Regions from separate parts of the Homo sapiens genome. Here region 1 is linked to region 2. Evidence: read pairs that join two places in POLR2A ChIA-PET (ENCODE). Cell type or tissue: Panc1. All regions are shown on one strand. Region 1 has its middle 52 kb from the start of NPAS2. Region 2 overlaps LOC107985814 (a long non-coding RNA gene).

Region 1 (8,000 bases), 120 kb after region 2:
AATTATTTGATCTATTAACTTCTGCAAAAGTATCAAGTAGACATTCCAAGGTCTCACTGGCAATGCTGGGATTCTCCTGTAAAAGTTCTTTGAACTTTGCCAGCGATTTCAGCAAACAGGATTCAGAAAATTTACAAGCATTGGCAATGACAAAGAGCAACAGTTGCTAGCCCTTTGATATCTGGGTACTTTTAGTCATAAGCAGTCTAAAATGTTTTTCAGAATTAGCATTAACATATAGTAGAAAATATGATCGTCTTATCGTCTAAGTGAAATTTAATATTGCTGCTTTATCAACTTCAACTTGTCAAAACCCAGGAATCAATATTACTTGTCTTTGATTCATAACATTTTTTAGGCCCACATGTGGGCCATGCCTTTGTGATAGTTAATTTTATGCATCAGCTTGACTGGGCCAAAGGTGCCCAGAAATTTGGTCAAACATTCGGTGTACATTTGTAAGAGTGTTTTTGAATGAGATTAACATTGGAATTGGTGGACTGAGCAAAGCAGTCTACCACTCCCTAATGAGGGTGGTGCTCATCCAATCAGTTGAAGGCCTAAAGAATGAAGAGCCTGACCCTCCTGCTAACAACAAGGAACTCCTCTGCTCAGCTGTCTGCAAGCTAGGGCGGAGGTCTTCTCCTACCTTCAGACTCAAACTCACACTGGAACCTACACCATCAGCTCTCCTGGTTCTCAAGCTTTTGGACTCAGGCTGAAACTAAACCATTGGCTCTCCTGGGTCTCCAGCTTGCTGACTGTGGGTCTTGGGACTTCTCAACCTCCTTGCCCAAGGGAGCCAATTTCTTATAGTAAATATTATATATAGACATATGTCCTATTGGTTCCATATATCTGGAGAACCCAGATGAATACAAGGTATAAGGAGCACAGACAAACTAATACAGTAAATACACAGCTAGACCCAAATTTCCAAGGGTTAAGCTGAGTTGCTGACAGGTGCATTTCTTACCTCAACCCAATCAATTCAAGTGGATGAAAAGTTCGTTATCATAAACAATAACATAGAATATGCAAAATAAACGTTCACAAAACCAAGCAGAATCATTACTGGTGTGATTACTTCTTTGTATGATGTTAGGAAGTGAAATTGAAAATATTTTTAAAATCTATGAATTCATTGAGAGTTATTATAAAACTCTAAAACAAGAGTAAGTTTAAGTGAGATTGTTATTTATTTTTAACAATTCTCATTATTTTCCCTGAACAGAACTTTTTTAAAAATTAAGACTAATTTAATATTATTTAAGAGCAACCATAGTGCAACAACTTCTAAAGGAGTTAGTGCTGAGCACACAAACTCAAGCAGATTTTTAAAAAGAAGAGGAAGTTAAAGACTTATTGATGATTTTGCTAATGTCAAATCATAGCAAAGCCTATTTAAAATATTTTTCCAAATATCAACGTTTGTATTATCAACTTAGCATATTATGTTTTGCTTTAGATGTTAGATTCCAAAGTATTTATGTAAAAAAAATACTTCATCAGAAATAATGCTGTCTGGTAGTAATAAAGATGTGTGCCTAAGTATGTATGGCAGAATAAGCTCTTGCTGTCTGGACGGTAATCTGCTCTTGGCCCCTTTTACTGGCTGAACCACTGCCAAGCACCTCCTTAAGCTACAAGTCTTTGTTGCCCTCCCACCCGTGCCTTTCATCCCTAGTCCTGCCCTATGCCTCCCTCTCCTTCCAGCAGCTCTCACGCAGCTCACTCTCACTTGGCCCCTGCCAGCCCATACTCCAGCCAGTGGCCCCCGTAGAGGCAGGGAGGGCATTTCTTGTCACATGACCTTGGCACAGTTGCACCTCTCAGTCCCTCATAGGTAGAGTAGCAACAATAATAGCTTCTTTGCAGGGCTTTCCTGGGAATTAAATGAGGTAGCTAGTCAAGGTACCTAGTATGCCCAGCCTGACACATAATAGAGCTTTAATAAGTGTTGGTTTCTCTTCCCTTCACTATTTCTCATGTGGACAATTGCAACCTCACCCTAACAGGTTTCTACGTCCCCAGCTCCCTGTTACTCATCCTAACCCCAATCTATCGTCCTTGAGGTAGCCACCATGATCTTGCAAAATATAGACCTGGTTATAATTTTCTCCTTCTTAAAAACCTTTGGTGAGTCCCCATTGCCTACAGAATAAAATTTGAGGTCCTGAGCAGAACAGGTAAGGAATATCTGCTCTTCTGGACACAAGAAGCTTTGCCTCTCCCTGTGCTATTCGCATTCACCCATTGGCTCTAGTCTGGGCTTCTCAATTTTTCCCCCTCCACATTTGCTCATGACCTTCCTCAACCTGGAATGCCCAGCCTCTATCTCCGTGGCGGATTGCTAAGCCCTGCTCAGGGGCTGTCGTCTTTGGGAGGCCACCCTCTTTCCCTTGAGTCTAGCATACATAAACTACTCCCTGCCCAACGCATTGTGCAAATCAGCTTTAGGATGCCTACCCTCTCATGCTTGGAGAGTAATTATCCATGAAGAGTTCCTCCCTGACTGCACTGGAGGCCCATCGAGAACAGGACTCTGCTTCCTACATCTCTGTTTGCTCAGCACCTGGCTCAGAATAAGGGCCACCAATGAGCGACATTGAAACCCTGAGAAAAAGGAATCCTGGTTAAAGAAGGAAAGGAAGACACAAGGGAGAGAAAGACCTTGGATATCCTGCAAGTACAAGAATAGATTTCTAAGTCCTTAACAGGTTAGGTGCAAAAATGTTTTGAGATTGGACTGACTCCACATTGATTCCATCAGTGAATCATTACCACACAATTATTACTGCAGGGAATCCTATCCTCACAGTAGGACTGGGCACTGGCCTTTGCTGTCCCTAGAATAGAAATGTCTGGGTCCTCTCACTCCTCATCACAACCTACTCCCTGGGGACTCAAAGCTGCAGGCCCTCCAGAAGGTCTCTGCTTCCCCTGGGCAGTCCCAGATACTCCTGCATATTGTGGAAAGCACCTCTGCTCAGATGCAAGAATTACCATACAGGCAGCAGCCTTCGTTTAGAACATGGTCATTCATCACTGACTTGATCCTGGGAATGGAAAGCAAGCCAAGACTTTTCAGGGTGGCTCTTGTTGTTGTCTTAAACCTTTCCCGTAATAACTAGCTACCCTGTCCTTTGAAAGCCTACATGCCCCACGGTTTAACTTTCACTGATTTCCATTGGTGACAAGGTATAATCTGTCTTCCTATTTTAAAGAAATGAAAGGCAGTTGTAGACTCTTGGAAAACATCCTACAGAGACAATGGAAGAAGCCAGTGCATTCCAGTACTTTGACTTATCCTTTCATCCATCAGATTCCTAGGCATCTGCTATTTGTCAGACATGTGTGCTGGGTGCTAGAGATGCTGGAATAAATAAGACTCTGCAGAGCCTCACTGCACTTCCTTCCTGGAAGTTTTACAAAGGGGTTAATGAGCTCTGCTTACCCTATAAAATCAAATCCACGGGACTGCAGAGCAAGTGAGTCATAATATTTGTGGAATAAATGAATGTAGCATGACAGTCCCTGGATATGACTTGCCAACAATTACAGAGGGAAGAAGGTGACCCTTTAAATGCCAGTTGGATGACAAGCTCTGTAGAATTTCCTTAGTATAGGCTCAATAGAATTCTGAGCCTTGGCAGAGGATGGTCAGTATTCAACATATGGATTTTAGTATCAGATCTCCACACACAAGGTCTGTATGATCTTTGTTATAAGAAGAAGGACTATATGATCTTTGTATAGCCAAATACAAGCGCTTTATGATCTTTGTTATAAGAACAAGCTCTTGTTTGCATTTGAATGATTATTTGTAGTTTCATAGCACTTTAAAATGTCATATTCTACCTGATAAAGCTGTGGGCTATGTGTTTTGATTTTCGTTTTGTAGCTGAAGAAACTAAGACTCAGAAAGTTTAAATAGACAGTGAGTAGTAGGTGAGGCAATGGAGCCTAAACTCCCTTCCTGTGTGTCAGTAAACATGGCCTTGTGAATTCACCGGGAGCCTCAGGGCTCATGAATGGGCTGAGGTGCCATAACCATTGTCCTGGGCGCAAGCTGCTTGACAGGTTGCTATACAGTGGATGTTTTCTCTCTTCTTTTTAAAGTTTGAAAGCAATACTTTAAAAGATAATCAAAATGAGCCCTTATAATTCCATAGCACCTCCCTTCTCCATTGCTAGTCACTGGGTGCTAGAAGCCAGGGGAGAATAAAAAGGAAATATTAAACAGTGAAGTAGCAATCAAAGCTTCAGCTGGGTTCCTTTAGAGGAGAGAGCTTCAGAAGGGGCCAAAGTCTGGGCCCCAGAACTTCCTGGTGGCAGAGAAATGGGCAGGCGGCCTTTCAGCTGATATCTCAGACCACAGACTCAAGGGACAATTCAGGCAGCTCCCCCAGTAAGCCAGCCACAGGCAAAGCAGAGGCCAATAACCCTGCACCTGGCTTCCTGGTCCTTCTCTCCCGAATGGCAGTCTGTTCTTTGGCTTCTGACGTTACCCAAATTGAATACACTGCTCCAGAATCTAAACTCTGGCTGACTTCTTTGCACAGGGTAGAGGATCCTCCATCACAATGCTCAGGGAGGACCCTGACACCCTGCCCTCCCTACCCCAGCCACAGCCACCCAAGACTGGAGGCACTAGAATCAGCTCCCCGGCCAGCCATCTGCACTAACCTTGGCTGACCCCACACATAAACTGGGACACTTCCCTGGCTGTGGAGAAGAACTTCATCAAAGATAAATAACAAAGAAACTCCTAGTCTTGTCTCTGTGTCTCAGGCCTCCACTGGAGGAGAAAGTGAGTGGTAATGAACATCTCAGCAGCCTCTTGACCAGCCCGGCGGATGGGTCACTGGGATTTCCCATGCATACAAATAAGAAGCCTGCTCAATGGACTAGTCACTGAAATAGGCTTTTCCATCAACAGTTTCAAATTAAAACCCTGAGAAAGCCATCTTTGGAAAATGTTTTCTAGTATATATCTCTTCCAATGCACTTCAATTAATTAATCTGCAATTGTCCTCGCAGCTGTGTGAAGGAGAAGAGTTTCTAAGAATTGAGTTTCTTCTAAGAACATGAGCTTATTTGCTTATTCGATTTGCCAAAGGCAGCAAGGGAGTGTTTTCTCTACACTTTCCCAAGATTTATTATAGGGCTACCAACTTTTTCTCTGTTAAATTGGGCGGCTCTAACCTGAGAAAGTTGTTAGAAAATGAATAGAAGAGAGAGGCATGTGATCGGAGTTCACTTGAACTGATGGAAACTTTTAACTGAGTCCTGCAGAATTTTAGAAATACCAATAAAAGAACAATGGAGGTGGGGCATGAGCTGATACTGCCACCAACAGAGCGGTTTTTCCGTCTTCAGGGACATGCAATCAGCAATCTCATTCTACCTCCATACACTCCTACCTGGCAAAGAGTAAGGTTCACTAACTCACAGGCAAGGAGAAAAGGAGAAGAGGTAAGGTCCTGGCTGAATCGACACCAAGCCACGTTGTCAAAGCTTTGAGAGTTTGTTATCCCAAGTCTCCCCTCCTCAGTGGAAAGTGTTTGAGAGAGAGGGCTTGGGACCCAGACTGGCAAGGTTCAAATCCTAGCTCCATCACTTACTAAGCTATTTCACCTCTCTGTGCCTCAGTTTCCTCCATGGAAAAATGAGGGTAATAATGGTTTTTCTCTCATAGGAGTTGGGTGGGTCACATTGAGTTAATGTATGTGAAGCTATTTATTAGAACAGTGCCTGTAAACTGTACTATGCATGTTTGCTAATATTCTAGGCATACAGTAACAACAGAAGATCAAGTCTTGCTAAGAAGGAGTTCTCTGAGCATCCCTTTAACGAACATGTCAGAGAGAGTGTTTTTTTGTTTGTTGTTTTTCTGTGTTTTTTTGAGATTGAGTCTCGCTCTGTCTCCCAGGCTGGAGTGCAGTGGCACAATCTCGGCTCACTGCAACCTCCGCCTCCTGGGCTCATGCAATTCTCCTATCTCAGCCTCCCTGAGTAGCTGGGATTACAGGCACCCGCCACCATGCCTGGCTAATTTTTGTACTTTTAGTAGAGACAGGGTTTCGCCATGTTGGCCAGGCTGGTCTTGAACTCCTGACCTCAGGTGATCTGCCCACCTTGGCCTCTCAAAGTGCTGGGATTACAGATGTGAGCCACAGCACCCGGCCAAGAGGTCATTTTTTGTATGCAGAAGTGACACAGCTAAAGTAGAGGGGTTTCTTGTTTCTTTAAGTATTTAGAAACAACTTGAATTTTAAAGTAGACTAGTCACTGAACCTGTTTGAGTACAAATTTACTTTGTAAATGCTTTCTTTTCTTAGAAAGTATAAAGAATCATCATAAGATTCAAATCATCCAGATCTGAATAATGGAAAATTTTTAGGTTCCTATTTTACTTGATTTATATCTGAGAAAAGATGCTGAAGTGGGAACAGATAGCTGTACACCCAAGAAATTGTTGTCAAACTTGAGATCTTTAAAAAAGACACAGTTTATTGATTTTATTTCTATTAGAACAGTGAATATACCTACTATAGAAAATAGGCGAAATTCAGAAAAGCAGGTAACAGAAAAGAAAAAAAAGATAAGCTGTAATACCACCTTCCAAAACAATTACCAAAAATGGTGTGGGCCAGGTGCGGTGGCTCACACCTGTAATCCCAGCACTTTGGGAGGCCGAGGTGGGTGGATCACCTGACGTCAAGAGTTGGAGACCAGCCTGGCCAACATGACAAAACCCCAGCTCTACTAAAAATACAAAAAATTAGCCTGGTTTGGTGGTGGGCGCCTGTGATCCCAGCTACTCGGGAGGCTGAGGCAGGAGAACCACTTGAATCCAGGAGGCAGAGGTAGTGGTGAGCCAAGATTGTGCCACTGCACTCCAGCCTGGGCAATAGAGCAAGACTCCATCTCAAAAAAAAAAAAAAAGGTGTGAAGTACTATATTTCCTTCCACTCTTTTCTCCATACATAGAATTTATAACCTTTATTGTTTCTATATAACAATAATTATATTAAATATAAGAATTATCTCTTTTCCTTTAACCTTGTAGCATAAGTAGTGTGTGTGTGTGTGTGTGTGTGTGTGCGCGCGTGCCAGGTTTCAAACCCTGTGTCATAACTCAGGGTTTGATGGTGAGTGTCTGTTCTATTCCTGCACCAAGACTTCGTCTTTCCTTTAGAGAGGAGCAGGAAGCCCTGTTCCATCCTTCACATGTGCGAGGCGGTGGGAGGGACATGCAGGCTTGTGTACAATAAAGCTAGATTAATAAAATGTTGTTTTTACAGTTCCCAGCACCATAATACTGGAATGGTTAGTTTCACGTGTCAACTTGGCAGGGCTAAGAGATGCCCAGATAGCTGGTAAAGTGTTGTTTCTGGGTGTGTCTGTGAGGGTGTTTCTGGAAGAGATGAGCATTTGAATCAATAAGCTGAGTAAAGAAGACCTCCCTCACCAGAGTAGGCAGGCATCAGCCAATCCTTTGAGGCATGGATAGAACAATAAAGTGGAGGAAGAGAGAATTCTCTTTTTCTTTGAGTTGGGTATCCATCTTCTCCTGTCCTCAGGCTTTGGTTCTCCTGGTTCTCAGGCCTTCAGACTCCAAGATTTATACCATTGGCCCCCCTGGTTCTTGGGCCTTCAGACTCAAACTGAATGATCCCACCAGCTTTCCTGGGTCTCCAGCTGGCAGACGGCAGGTCATGGGACTTCTCAGCCTCCATAATTGTGTGAGCTGATTACCATAATCAGTCTTCTTTCTGTGTATCTATACATATCCTACTGGCTCTGTTTCTCTGGAGAACCCTGACTAACACAAAGACATTTATTAACATTTCAATATGAGTTAAACTCTGCAGGCTCAATGCTGTATTAACCTACCATGGCAGTAACTAATCTCCCAAGTGGTCAGTCCTGAGGGAGAATTGTATCGATTGGCTTGGGCTGCCAATTACCACAGACTAAGTGGCTTAAACAAT
Region 2 (8,000 bases):
AACCCAGGCGAGGAACAACTAGCAGAGCTGAATGCTAGTCTGGCTTCCTCTCTCACCCCCTGCCTCTCTTTTCCTTCCTTTCTTTGTGAAAGGGAGCAAAACAACACTGAGTGAGATAATGCCTGTAAACCTGTAAACCCTGGGCAATATCGTGATAGCCCTGATGGAGAAGCCCAGCGTAGTGACCCCCTGGGGGCAAGAGCAGCCAGCACAGCAGCCCCAGCCCATGGAGCATATTCCCACGGGGCAGCCTGGGAACCAGGACCCGCCTCATGCCCAGACTCCCGTGGGTGGGCCCACTCCTCACTGCCTTCCCCCTTCTGTCAACTGCCAGCTAGAGGCCTTTTCCCTCGCGGAGCCTAGGATGCATCCAGCCCACTTCAAGCCAGTCGCTTTGACACTGCACATTTTATTCCCCTTAAATATATTCATGGCAGCAACAAAGCTTTCAGCACAGAGCAGATGCAGGGTCAGAGCAGAGTGAGCTGGAACGTATTTTTTTCTAGAGCCCGGACTTTCTGAGGCTCTCCTGGACATCATCTGCCCCGCAGCCTTGCTCCAAACCTGGGTGGCACATAGGGCCCAGGGGCCCGGTGGTTAGACACACAGTTTTCTCTCTCATTCTTTCTGTTTCTTTACAGAGATTTCTCAGGATTCTCTTGTTCCTGTTCTACTGAGGATCCTCGAGGTGACCTATATTGTATAGAACCTGGATTGAGAGGCTGCTCACCCCACTGGGCACAATTATCATTTCAAAATGGAATTCCAAGGTCACGTGGTTAGCGTATGAAAGGCTCAGACACGGGCATTCATTGGTAAGTCAGCTGTGGCAGCAGCCGTCTCTGCACAAAACATTTCCCCCTTGAAAAATCTCACGCAAGTTCAAAATAGCTTTACACAATACTTGTGCTTCTCCCAGAGATGTTTTTTCTTTTTTTTTTTAATCCTTGACCTACTTTTTCTGTATGTGCAATACACCTAATGAGTAATAACGACTTCAGAGAGGGTAGCACCAGGGGAAACAAAACTGAATGAATGCCTTGAGAGAATGACTCGGGAGCCCTCAGACTCAACGGACTTTCTTCTCAGGGCAGAAACGAGGGCGTTCGTCTGAACTGTAGGTTTGCTGAAGATTCCTATGGCTGGACGATGCCCCGGCGAAATAGTCAGGATATGACAGAGGTGGCTAGCAGTGGGAGCCAGACAGAGGGACTGACACACACGTGCACACACTTGCACACACTCACACTCTCACGCACACACGTGTTCACAAACCCACCCTATCCCCACCCAAGCTAGACGGTGCTGTAAAGAGAATGCTTTGGGGTCTGGAACGTTCGCTGCCATCTAAAAATGCTCTTCTAAAACAGACTCTGTCAATGACGGGATCCGCACAGAAAGGGAACACGCTTCTCCGCCTCTGGAGTCATAAACCCAAACCCCAGAAGGCTCGGGGGAGGAGAGAAGTGGCCACAGACTTCACTCACACATCGCTCTCCAGTCTGTGCACAGCAAAAACAGCTGCTGCCTCAGCCCCTGAGTGTACGTCAGTCCCTTTGAATGGGAAATCAGAAAAGGTGTCCTTCTAAGCCGGAGATGGGATTCTTGAGAATTACATGAATAAGCGTCTCTTCTCTCGAAACCATCGGCCACTTTTCTTCAGCAAGATTTTTCCCCTAAGCAGGCCTCTGTGATGGAGGAAACACGCAGAGCTGCACTTGCTGAGTCTCTGTCAGGAGCAGGCACTGGGCTGGGGTGATTTCGAACCTCGCAGACGAGTTCAAATCCCACCTCCAGCAGTTGTGGGCTATGAAGTCTTGGGCAAGTCACCTTCTTGAGCCTTAATTTCCATGCCTGTTAAAAGATGATCATAACATCTGACTTCAGTATGGTGAGGGTTAATGATAACTGATATGAAGCCACTTCACACAGAGAATGCTCTCAATAAACGGTAGCTATGGTGATAAGCAAGGCATGGTCCCTGCATTGAGGAAGATGCAATTCGGTGGCCTTGAGGTCAACTCCAAGCCTGCTGGGATTGAGCTGGACCCTGAGGCTTCCTCAGCCCATGACTAGGACCAGGAAGCAAAGCTGTGTGTAGCAGGTGTGGCGGAATGATTGCATTTCAGCTCCAATTTCTCATACCCAATATTTCAGCAGGCAACTTGCTTGACTTTACCCTGCCCCCCTGGCTTTTGTTTGTCTGGAACCCTAAGCTTCTCAAAGGAGAGAGAGAGAGAGAGCGCACCTAGTTCTGGAAAAGAATAGGATAGAGGCTCTCATGAGGATAGACCCTCAGAGGAGAAACACTGTGTGTCCTTCGGGGTCTTGACCCCAGCCCTTGTGGCTGCCAGCATCATCTGAGGGCCCTGGTCCCCTGTGGCCTGGAAGCAGCAGAGTCCCCCCTGTAAAGGACCCCGTGCATGGGGAAAGGACCCCGTGCATGGGGATGAGCTCCTCAGAGGCAACTCCAGGACCTGAAGGCCTGTGGTCTCACCCCTATTTCCTGCCACTTCAAAAGCTGCCTGGTTCTTGTGCCACCCTGGGGGATGGAGGTTGGGGGGTTTGAATAGGGATGGAAAGTAAATATTAGGCCTCTAAGTCAGATTCAACTTGCTTATTCCCACACCTGTGCTCACCTCTGGGAGACACCAGGTTCTCTTCCTGACTGAGGGAGCTGAGTCCTCTGAGGGCTCCTGCCTCCCCCAGAGGGCTGTGAGGCATATGCGGACCTGGGCTCCCAAAGCTGGGCCAAGGAAAACGACCTCTTTCCATGCTTCAACGTCCTGGAAGCTCAGGGAAGTCAGGGCCTGTCTCCTGGCTCAGCAAACACAGCAGGTCTCATTCAAACAGAGCGAGACTACCCCTGCCGGCTGCCTGCCCACAGTGCTCCTGTGGTCGGTCCAAGGCTGCACTGACTCTAGCTTTGTCCTCTCCCCACTGCTGTGCCCATCCCTGACCCTCCTGGGCCAGCTTCAGGTCCCCAGAGCACACCCCTGCTGACCCCTGCTTCGGTGTTGGTACCACTGCAGAGCCAGCAGGCAGGAGGAGCCAACCGGTAGGGGAAATAGCAGGGCAAAGGAGGGAAGACGAGCTGGAACATTTGCCCTGGGGTCAGAGGTCTCCACGCAGACAAGTGCAGCTGGACTAGTTTGCTAGGGCTGCCATGACAGGGTGCCAGGCAGGGCAGCTTAAACAACATTTATTTCTCCCACAATTCTGGAGGCTGGAAGTTCAACAGCAAGGTGTCAGCAGGACTGGTTTCTTCTGAGGCCCCTCTCCTTGGCTCGTAGATGGCCATCTTCATGTTCTAATAGGGAGACCAGCCATACTATATTAGGGCCCACCCTTGTGACCCCATTTTACCTTAACCACCTCTTTCAGGACCCAATCTCCAAATACCGTCACCATCTGTGGGTACTGGGGGTTAGGACTTCACCATGTGAATTTGCTGGGGGACAACATTCAGCCCATAACAGGATCACTGACTGAAACCCTAAGGGGCTGCATGATTTTATTTTCCTCATAGAGAAAAAATCCAGGCCTTCTAGAAAGCTTGACCTTGTTTCTTTCCTTCTTGTTTTGTTCTGTTGTGTAATTAGGGAAAATACTAGAAAAAAAGGAAGGAGTCATATATATATATATATATATATATATATGTATATATACACACACACACATACACACACGCATGTGTTATCATTTTCATTCAATAAAAATATATTTTATTTATTTATTTATTTTATTTATTTATTTTTTGAGAGAGGTTCTGGCTCTGTCACCCAGGCTGGAGTGCAGTGGTGTGATCCTGGCTCACTGCATTCTCAGTCTCCTGAGCAGCTGGAACCACAGGCATGTACCACCACACCCAGCTCTTTTTTTTTTTTTTTTGCGGGTGGTGGGAGGAGAGAGAAGCTCTCACTGTTGCCTAGGCTGGTCTTGAACTCCTGTGCTCAAGTGGTACTCCTGCCACGGCTTCCCAAAGTGCTGGGATTACAGGCATGAACCACCGTGCCTGGTCTCAATGTGTTTTTAGTTGACTTAGAAGAGACCAAATAGCCCCAACCAGGCTGTTTTCCAACTACAAATGAGGATAGGCTCCTGCTAACTGACTCTCCTAGAGGTATCTTTTTTTTTTTTTTTTGGCCCACAGATCAGTGTCTTAACCCCACCCCCTCTGAGATCACCATTCCTTTCATAGGTTTAGCATTAGACCACCCACCACCCCTGCTCCCTTCCTCTCCTCTGTCCCTTCAGGAGGGGAGACCCCATCCCTCCCTGGGAGTTGGCCCATGTAAGGATAGCTGATCGCACCCCCAAGTGGGGTTAGACCATCACTTTGCTACCTCTTATCTCAGCATCAGATCAGCGCTTTCATCAGAATAGGGCCCTACTGTGTGCTCCATTTCCCAAACCCTCTCAGATACATTTGATCTTTGCACGTTTGATCTTTGTGTCTGCGGGAGGAGGAAGGAAGTGAACTTTTACTGAGCTTGCTCCACATTTTAGGCTTATTGTTAGTGGTTTTTGCATCTGTGGTTTCTTTAATCATCATGTCAACCTATGGCATGATTGTGTATCAGAAAAAAAAAAGTTATTATTCTGTGTAACCCTCAACTCAACCCCACCCCACTGATGTGCTGCAGAGGGTAGGGTGCAGTACCAGAGACGTCTGAATATTAATCTATAGAACACATTGATCTACAAGTCACGTTGATCTACAGAACAAAGGGCATGGAGAGCTCAGGAAGAAGAAAATATTTGAGAGTGTGGTGGGGGATGGTGGGGAGTGGAGAGAGAGCCGGTATCCTGTGGAATACAACTTTGAAGAGAGTTTTAGAAAGCCTTGCTGGGGATGTCTGGTGCATTCCGCTCCCTGCTTTGTTATAAAAGAGGATTTCTGACTTGCCTATTTGTGTTTCCTTGGGGGGTATCAGAGTTCAGGCATTGGGCTTGTTACACTCAGGTACAGTTGCTATGAGCACCATTTTATAAATGAGGAAACTGAGGCTCAGAGAGATGAAGTCATTGTTGGTCAGTGAAAGACCCACAGATTAACTTCCAGTTTGTCTAACTGCAGTCACCTGACTGGTTCTTCCTTTCCACAGCGCAGACAAAATCAGCTCACTGAGGCCACGGTATTGCAATAGAGAAAGAGTTTAAATGACGTGAGGCTGACCCACGTGGGAGAACTGGAGTTATTACTCAAATTAGTCTCTCCAAAAGCTTGGATATTAGGGTGTTTTGGATAATTTGGTGGGCAGGGGGCTAGGGAATGGCTGCTGCTGATTGGTTGGGGATGAAATCACAAGGGTGTGGAAAATGGTCCTCGTGCACTGAGTCTGCCTCTACATGGGAGCCACAAGACCTGTTGAGCCATGAGTCATGAGTCCTGGTGGGGTCAGTCTGAAAGATATCTCAAAAACCAATCTTCAGTTCTACAATAGCGATGTTATTTATAGGAGCAATTGGAAAAGTCACAAATCTTGTGACCTCTGGCCACATGACCCCTGAGCAGTAAGGGATTCTAGAAACTATGCCTGTCTTGTCAGAATTCAGGCCCCTCTCTCTCATAATCTTAACCTTGTGACCTTTCATTAGTTTTACAAAGGTGGTTTAGTTTGGGGAAGGGCTATTATCACCTTTGCTTTAAATGTAAACTATAAACTCAATTCCTCCCAAAGTTAGCTTGTCCTATGCCCAGGAATGACCAAGGACAGCTTGGAGATCAGAAGCAAGATGAAGTCAACTATATCAGATTTCCTACTGTCATAAATTTTGCAAAGGCCACAAAGGCCGTTTTGCAATGTAGTACATGGTCGACACTTCATTAATATTTATTTGAGCCCATTTACTTTTTCACATTTTGGCCAGTTAGGAAACAGAGGCATTACTGAGTATTTGGCATTCCCCAGGCCAACCAGCCTTCTGAAGTCCTTAGAGGTGAGAGGACCACCTCCTACTCTTGGCACTAACTGTGCTGTGCTTTGCACACAGAGTTTCATCAATTCCTGGCATCTCCATCCAACTCCCTCTTCTTAACTTGGTCTGGACTTTCTTAAGTCTCAGGAAGGATGTCATCCATTGATTTTACACTGTAGAATGCACACACAGTTACTCTGTGATTTTTCACATTTTCAAGTATTTCCCACTTGCTTTTTATCAACAATGATGTAATAAGACACACTTCTGTAAGTTCTGTTTCCAGGGAGAAGAATGGAAGCTTTGATTTCCTCTCTCAGCTTGACCAGAAAAAAACAGGTCCTAAAAGCCGGCATTCTTTAACTCCAGTGCTAATAATTCCCACTCCTTATTGTGTTTTTAAACCAAAGGGTCAGGTGAAAAAGTAAAGCAAAAATTGCCCCAGAAATCCAAAGAGGGTGGATCTCACATTCAGAGGCCTGCGGGGAACAAAGCCCTGCAGGGATAGACGGTGAGGCCTCCCGCACTGAAGGATGCCAGCTGGAGTCAATGCGGCTGAGTGCTGCACTTACCTCCCAGGGAACAGTGCTCTCCTGACCTTGAGCTCCTCCTTCCTCCCACAGGGGATGCCTGACGGAAGAGGGAGAAAGAAAACTGCTCAAGCAGGGCTCAGATTCTGTCACCTTCTAGCAGAGCTGGCTTAGGAAACAGCGAATTGTGAGCTATAATTTCAGGGATGCTTGGAAGACGCCCTCCCTCAAGCTAAATTATTTCTAGAATTTCCACCATCAACGTTTATTTCTTGGGTAGATGGATTATCTCCCATCAACGTGCAAATGTACCTTGAAAGTTATCACTTGTGCACAGGGAGAACTAATGGGTAGATGGAAGATTCTGGAACTAGACCTGTGTTCTTATCCTGGCTCTTCCATCTCCTACCTGAATGACCTTGTACCAGTACCTGACCTCTCTGAGCATGGGTGTGCTCATGTGACCCTGCCTCATAGAGGTAATGGACTTAAAACCACTTAGGCATAATGCATGCTGGATAAATACTGGCTGCATCCCATCCAATTTAATATGTTGTGTTATCATTTTCATTCAATTCCATGTAGTTTTAAATTTCCTTTGAGAACATTGTAATTCAGAGCCTAAACTCTGAGAGTTAGACTGTCAGGATTTAAATGCCACCACCTCTGCCACTTGCTAGCTGCAAGACCTTGGGCAAGTGAATTAATGGTTCTGTGCCTCAGTTTTCTTTTATGTAAAATGGAATCAAAATTATACCTCCCTCATAAGATTGTGGAGACCAATGACTTGATATAGATAAAGCACTTGGAACAGTGTGTGGCACTTACTACATGAGTATATATTATCTTTAAGCCATCAGTCATTGCCTCTTTCATGCGAATTACCTCATGAGCACATTTCCATTTTGATAGTTAAGCTAAGTGTTTTAAAGAAAACTACATTTTTTTTTTTAGCGTAAATGTTAAGTGGATAAATATTCCCTTGTTTCTTTTGGATTCTTTCCCCTTAGATGTCTTTGGTATATACATTCTCCTTCTCTTCCAATTCCCCAACCCCAAAACCAAAAAACTCCACTGTTGTTTACCTGTTAAAATGACTTACCCTATTAAGTTATAGAACCCAGCAGACATTCCCAAGACAAGATCAAGGTAGCTGGAAGACTACCTCAGAGACAAGCCAGCTACATGATATGTCCTGTACATCTTTAACTTAGCAGTGCCTAGAGGGTCAGAGCAGCAAATACTGCCCTCACTGGCCAGATGATGCTGAAGTGTCTAGGGGACTTGGGATCACTTCCATGTGTTCTTACCACTGTCCCCAAAGATGTGTCTGACTTGCGAAAAATGAAAAAAGCAGCCTGGCTACAAGCTTAGGGGGTCAGATTTGACCTAGTGTTATTTTTTTTCAAACAGTGCCCCTTGGCTCTCTGGGGTTCATGGGAGGAACTCTAAGGATTCTTGAAAATAAAGCCTAATTATTGAAAATAAAGTTCTATGACAGAACTCAGTGTCTCATTTCATTTTACCAGACCCTCCCCCAGCAACCAA

The links. ChIA-PET counts read pairs that join two places held together with the same protein. Peaks named below come from ENCODE experiments on the same cell type or tissue, not always from the same donor. Only the 100,000 strongest peaks of a DNase experiment are listed, where the experiment ranks them.
Region 1: POLR2A ChIA-PET joins it to region 2 with 7 read pairs; 3 of 35 experiments call an interaction of 5 or more read pairs at or near these places.

What each region holds. Positions count from the first base shown.
Region 1 is chr2:100,763,999-100,771,998 of GRCh38, forward strand. No RefSeq gene overlaps it. Among named protein-coding and RNA genes, the nearest start is that of NPAS2, 52 kb to the right of the region's middle. In Panc1, no CTCF peak of the experiment used is centred here; a DNase peak (open chromatin) is centred at 3,513; H3K27ac peaks cover 5,068 bases.
Region 2 is chr2:100,639,748-100,647,747 of GRCh38, forward strand. It overlaps LOC107985814 (a long non-coding RNA gene), which reads right to left. Exons shown (of 4, transcript XR_001739199.1): 3 at 6,495-6,552; 4 at 419-1,854. Among named protein-coding and RNA genes, the nearest start is that of LINC01868, 36 kb to the right of the region's middle. RefSeq lists enhancers at 2,543-3,043, 3,044-3,544. In Panc1, no CTCF peak of the experiment used is centred here; no DNase peak of the experiment used is centred here.